Regions from separate parts of the Homo sapiens genome. Here region 1 is linked to region 2. A link is an interaction called in ENCODE POLR2A ChIA-PET data of the cell type or tissue named here. Cell type or tissue: Panc1. All regions are shown on one strand. Links, peaks and the distances in the headings refer to the core of each region. The heading gives the core; the rest is flanking DNA. Region 1 overlaps LOC124907774 (a long non-coding RNA gene). Region 2 holds the start of LINC00309 (long intergenic non-protein coding RNA 309).

Region 1 (2,914 bases), core at 238-2,737, 140 kb after region 2:
TTATGGTGAAAATCTAAAAAGTAAGCAATTTTTAACTCTCAGTCAAGTACCAACTTGAATTTATGAATCTTTGGAGATGGAGTCTCGCTGTGTCGCCCAGGCTGGAGTACAGTGGTGCAATTTTGGCTCACTGCAACCTCCGCCTCCCGGGTTCAAGCAATTCTGCCTCAGCCTCACGAGTAGCTGGGACTGCAGGTGCACGCCGCCACGACCGGCTAATTTTTTGTATTTTAGTAGAGACGGGGTTTCACTATGTTGCCCAGGATGATCTTGAACTCCTGAGCTCAGGCGATCCACCCGCGTCGGCCTCCCAAAGTGCTAGGATTACAGGCGTGAGCCATCCCGCCCGGCCTGAAACTTAGGCTTTTCTAATCGAACAATTTTTTAATGTGGAACAGAACATTTTTAGTGTATCTAAATACCTTTTGTTTTCTGAAGTTAAAAGCATGTAAGCTTAAACTCATGATTAGTAATTAATGTCTTAGCATTATATCTTATTTGTGGATGATTTAGATTATCATATGCAATGAATATCATTTAGTTTAGCAAAATTCTAACGCTATAGCTCAAAAAGATTTGAAAACCCTTTTCAAGTAAACATTTTATAAAACATAATAATTATTAAAAGTTCATTTATAAATTTCTACCTCATTTACATCTATTTTATTTATTTATTTGTTTTGCGATGAAGTCTCGCTCTTGTCCCCCACGCTGGAGTACAATGGTGCGATCTTGGCTCACTGCAATCTCTGCCTCCCGGGTTCAAGCGATTCTCCTGCCTCAGCCTCCCGAGTAGCTGGGATTACAGGCGCCTGCCACCACAACTGGCTAATTTTTGTATTTTTAGTAGAGACAGCGTTTCACCATGTTGGCCAGGCTGGTCTGGAAATCCTGACCTTAGGTGATCTGCCCGCCTCGGCCTCCCAAAGTGCTGGGATTACAGGCATGAGCCACTGTGCCCGGCCTATTTATTTTTAACAATCATGTTTGGAAAATTTTACAATTGGACAAATCTATCCATTTCAAGTTAAATTTTCTATTCACCATTTTTATGATTGGGCAAGAATCTTAAAGTTAAATATATATATATTTTGTTGCTAACTCAGAAGACATAGTTGTTTTTATTAAACCAACAATATTAAACTAGCCTTATTTACCAAAAGAGTTACTCGAGTCAATGGGAACTTTGGAAAGCATTTATTTGGGCTTACTAATTTCTGAGTGCTCATTTATGTATAAGTGCATTTGGTATCATGAAGACAATATACAAACACATGGATGTGCACAGGTATACATGAAATACAGACAAAGGGCCAGGTGCAGTGGCTCACATCTGTAGTCCCAGAAATTTGGGAGGCCAAGGTGGGAGGACCGCTTGAGCCCAGGAGGCGAAGGTTGCAGTGAGCTGAGATCTCACCACTGCACTTTAGCCTGGGTGACAGAGAAGGACTCTGCATAAAAAAGTCAAAAAGGCCAGGCACAGTGGCTCACGGCTGTAATCCTAGCACTTTGGGAGGCCGAGGTGGGTGGATCACAAGATCAGGAGATCAAGACCATCCTGGCTAACACGGTGAAACCCCGTCTCTACTAAAAATACAAAAAATTAGCCAGGTGTGGTGGCGGGCACCTGTCATCCCAGCTACCCGGGAGGCTGAAGCAGGAGAATGACATGAACCTGGGAGGCGGAGCTTGCAGTGAGCTGAGATCACTCCATTGCACTCCAGCCTGGGCAACAGAGCAAGACTCCATCTCAAAAAAAAAAAAATTTTTTTTAAATATTATATAGATTTGATTTTTTTTTTTTTTTTTTGACAGAGTCTTGCTCTGTCACCAGGCTGGAGTGCAGTGGCATGATCTCGGCTCACTGCAAGCTCTGCCTCCCGGGTTCAAGCAGTTCTCCTGCCTCAGCCTCCTGAGTAGCTGGGACTACAGGCGCATACCACAAAACCTGGCTAATTTTTGTATTTTTAGTAGAGACGGGGTTTCACCATGTTGGCCAGGATGCTCTCGATCTCCTGACCTTGTGATCCACCCACCTCGGCCTCCCAAAGTGCAGGCATGAGCCACTACACTGGCTTTTTTTTTTTTTTTTTGAGATGGAGTCTCACTCTTGTCGCCCAGGCTGGAGTGCAGTGGTGTGATCTCTGCTCACTGCAACCTCCGCCTCCCGGGATCAAGCGATTCTCCCGCCTCAGCCTCCTGAGTAGCTGGGATTACAGGCGCCCACCATGACATCCAGCTAATTTTTGTACTTTTAGTAGAGACAGGCTTTCACCATGTTGACCAGGCTGGTCTTGAACTCCTGACCTCAGGTGATCTGCCCCACCTGGGCCTCCCAAAGTATTGGGATTATAGGCATAAGCCACCACGCCTGGCCTATAGCTTTGATTTTTAAAAGGTTTGAAAGTATCTTTCTCAAGTCAGTGTCACTATAGGATTTATCTGGGTAGGTACAGCAGAATGGGGCTAGGAAGTAAATGACATTGTCAAGAGATTAGTTAAAAGTAATACATAATAGGCTGAGCAGGGATCTAAGTAAAGATAGAAGGGAGTCAATAAAGATTAGGAAGGAGCCTGAGTAGTCTAGTCATTTTTGTTTAGGTGTCCATCCTGCCCCAGTATGGCTTATGTACCTAAGGGAAAACAAACTCCTGTTTCAGAAGTGTGCCCTGATGTTTTAAGTCAGTGTTTCTTCATAGAGGCACTATTGGCATTTTTGGCAGACCAAAATTCCACACGACTGTCCTGTGTCTCCCCTCCCCCATCCCTCTTCCAGTAAAAGCCAGTGGTACTCCCAGTCAGAGCAACATTTCCAAATACTCTGAAGGAGGCAGTGCTGCTCCCAGTTGAGAACCTCTGATCTAAATCAGTCATCATAATCTCAACTCCCTTGTCACTGTAATTGGCTCAAAAA
Region 2 (2,914 bases), core at 194-2,693:
AAATAAGATTTACTCCACTCACCCACCCCTGGCCATAATAAAGCTACAGCTATGAATCAGACCCACCAATATTTGAATCTCAACCCCTTGACTTACTAGTTAGGTAGTTTGGGCCATTTTTTGTTTGTTTGTTTGTTTGTTTGTTTTTTCAAGACGGAGTCTCACTCTGTCACCCAGGCTGGAGTGCAGTGGCGTGATCTCGGCTCACTGCAAGCTCCACCTCCCAGGTTCACGCCATTCTCCTGCCTCAGCCTCACGGGTAGCTGGGACTACAGGCGCCCGCCACCACGCCCGGCTAATTTTTTGTATTTTTAGTAGAGACGGGGTTTCACTGTGTTAGCCAGGAAGGTCTCGATCTCCTGACCTCGTGATCCGCCCGCCTCGGCCTCCCAAAGTGCTGGGATTATAGGCGTGAGCCACCGCGCCCGGCCGGTAGGTTTGGGCCATTTTAACCTTCCAGGGCCTTGGTCTTCTCACTGTTTTTGTTTTGTTTTGTTTTAAACGGAATCATTTTGCCTACCTTCATGGGTGAGGATCAAGTTAAGTCAATGCAGGTAAACTATTAGGCAACTAGTCAACTCTCAACATTTGGTGGTTATCAGAGTTCACTATGTGGATGAAGACAATACAGCTAGGAGCCCTCCTAGACAAACCCTGGAGAGGAAGAGCTGCTGCAAAGTGTGCAGGAAGCAGGGGGCACCAATGCAGATTTTGCACCCCCTTTCCTCAGGAACTCCCAGGAACAGCCAGGTCACTCCCCAAGCTGCTTCCAGCACCCCCTCGTGTATGCTGATCACTCCTCCAGTGGAAGTGAAAATATTTAATACTTGGAGAACTTTGCAAAGGTCAACTGTGGCTAATAATCCATCCCCCAAGAACCTCATACCACAAGAACACAGACACACGTGCACACATGCATGCACAGACACTCATCTGGCTTAAGAGCATCAAGAGTCAAGGAGGTAGAGCAATTCCAGAACATTATTTTCTCTAGATGTCAACTTCCACAGAGCAGGGCCAGAGAGATTCTGGGACCTGTCCCCAGGGGAATTATTTCTAATACCCTTGATAAAATGTACAAAGCTAGGGTAGGAAGTAGCAAGGTGACAGCAGTGGTTAGGTGGAAAGTTTCTCTAAGAGAAAGAACTAATGAATTCGTTCAATTGAAGCTTTTTAAATATATTTATTCCTGTCACCTTTCAAGTCAGCAGCTTTTTCCAGGTGACATGGCAAAAGGGCCTGGCAAGTGCACAGGGTTAAGCCAAGGACTATCAATACTGCTCCCTAAAATATTTTCACCTCTGGTTTTGGGGATCTGCTTCTTCTCGGGGTCTCTCCTGCTGCTTTCCTGGTAATAGCACCTAAGAGACCCATGAAACAAATCCCCAGTTCAATACAAATTTATAGCTGAGTAAATATGAGCATAGGCTTTAGGAATCCACAGAATTGGAGCTTTGCTTAATACCAGCCGGGAAAATGTGGTTGTCAGTTAACCTCTCAGAGCCTCTTCGAGGCTTGGTTCGCTCATCTATTAAATGAGTCTGAATAAGCCCTACTCCTCCAGGTTGTTGCTAGCATCAGACGAGAAATGTATGCAAAGCCCCAGTGCCATGGCTGACACACAGGAAACATTCAACAAGTGGTAGTGCATTTTCACTAAGTAAAAGGAGTAATGATTTCTTTAGTGGTTTCTTTTAACACAGGGGTTTCTATCCATCCCAAATAGAGGATAGATATTCTAATAAAACAATCATTTATGTGATTTGTGATTACACCGTACAACTCAAGTTCCTGTGGAATGTTTAGCGTAATCAATCCGAAGCTCTCAGCAAGCTCCCTGGGCCTGATTTTCAAATCCAATGTTACTGTAGCAAAGAACTAAAGGAGGGGAAGAAAAGCACCACTGTATTAAATACACCCTCCTCCCCTTTTTCCTAAAGGCTGTTTGTCCCCTTCTCTTGATAAATCTTCAGTTCCCAGAGAGCAGAGACTCTTGGGAAACAGGAAGTAGCAAAATGCCAGTGAGAAAATCCCCAGATGAAGAGCAGCAACAAGTCTCCGGGCAACAGTGTGGTCAAAAGGGGGAAATTCCCCCATCAGCGCTCAAAAACAGTCCCTCAGGAAAGCTTAGTGAAGGTTAATTTGGGAAATTCCCTCAGAGGCCATAGAACAGAAACGGAAAACTGCTGTTTAAGAGAAATCTGAACGGAGCAAGCCAGTTCGTGGCTGCCTGGGGTGCTCTCTGCGTGAACCGCGCTGCTGCTCCAGCCTGACTTCCCCCTTTTCATCCTGATCCTGAGGGCAACCCCGAAGGGGTCCAGTTGCCAGAGCCACTTGACACCCACCCTGCCCAGGCTCCCAACCCAGGAGAATTAATGCCGCAACACCCAGCCTCTTGAAACGAGCTGCTGCTAAAGCAGATTTGCCTCCCCGTTAGGACCTCCTGTGACCCACCCTCATTCCTGTCCCCATGGTAGACTAGCAAGCCACAGTCATCATACTGTGAGTGTCCCTCACAGTCACTTGCTATAACAAGTCCATCAGGTTTTACTGGGTTTTAATCTAAATGTGACCTTAGGATGACATTTCTTAGTGCTGCTAAGCTCCAAGAGGCAGGGAGGAATCCTCCCCACAAAGAAGAAGAAAAAAAAAATCACATAAACATTGTCCCATGAAAGGCTTAGAATGGAATATCCTCTGATCAGCTGAAGCAGAGAAAGCATATAAACACTGCTGGAAAGGGGGCTGGGTCAGGGGCAAGTACTGGCTCTACAGAGCCCTGATCTCCAGATGCAAGCGAGGCCCAGTTCCCTGCTGCAACCAGCTCTCCGTGAATCATTTCCATTCCCATAAAACTTCTATTTGCTGTTTTGTTTTGTTTTTTTATGTGTGACTTAAAATGACCATTTCAAGA

What was found. Peaks named below come from ENCODE experiments on the same cell type or tissue, not always from the same donor. Only the 100,000 strongest peaks of a DNase experiment are listed, where the experiment ranks them.
Region 1: POLR2A ChIA-PET joins it to region 2 with 11 read pairs; 4 of 35 experiments call an interaction of 5 or more read pairs at or near these places.

What each region holds. Positions count from the first base shown.
Region 1 is chr2:64,067,407-64,070,320 of GRCh38, reverse strand. The region is part of intron 1 of LOC124907774 (a long non-coding RNA gene); the gene reads left to right. Among named protein-coding and RNA genes, the nearest start is that of VPS54, 49 kb to the right of the region's middle. In Panc1, for the core only: no CTCF peak of the experiment used is centred there; no DNase peak of the experiment used is centred there.
Region 2 is chr2:64,203,600-64,206,513 of GRCh38, reverse strand. It overlaps LINC00309 (long intergenic non-protein coding RNA 309), which reads left to right and starts at 1,029. Exons shown (of 6, transcript NR_033837.1): 1 at 1,029-2,914. RefSeq lists an enhancer at 1,935-2,264. In Panc1, for the core only: a CTCF peak has its summit at 1,413; no DNase peak of the experiment used is centred there; H3K27ac peaks cover 281 bases.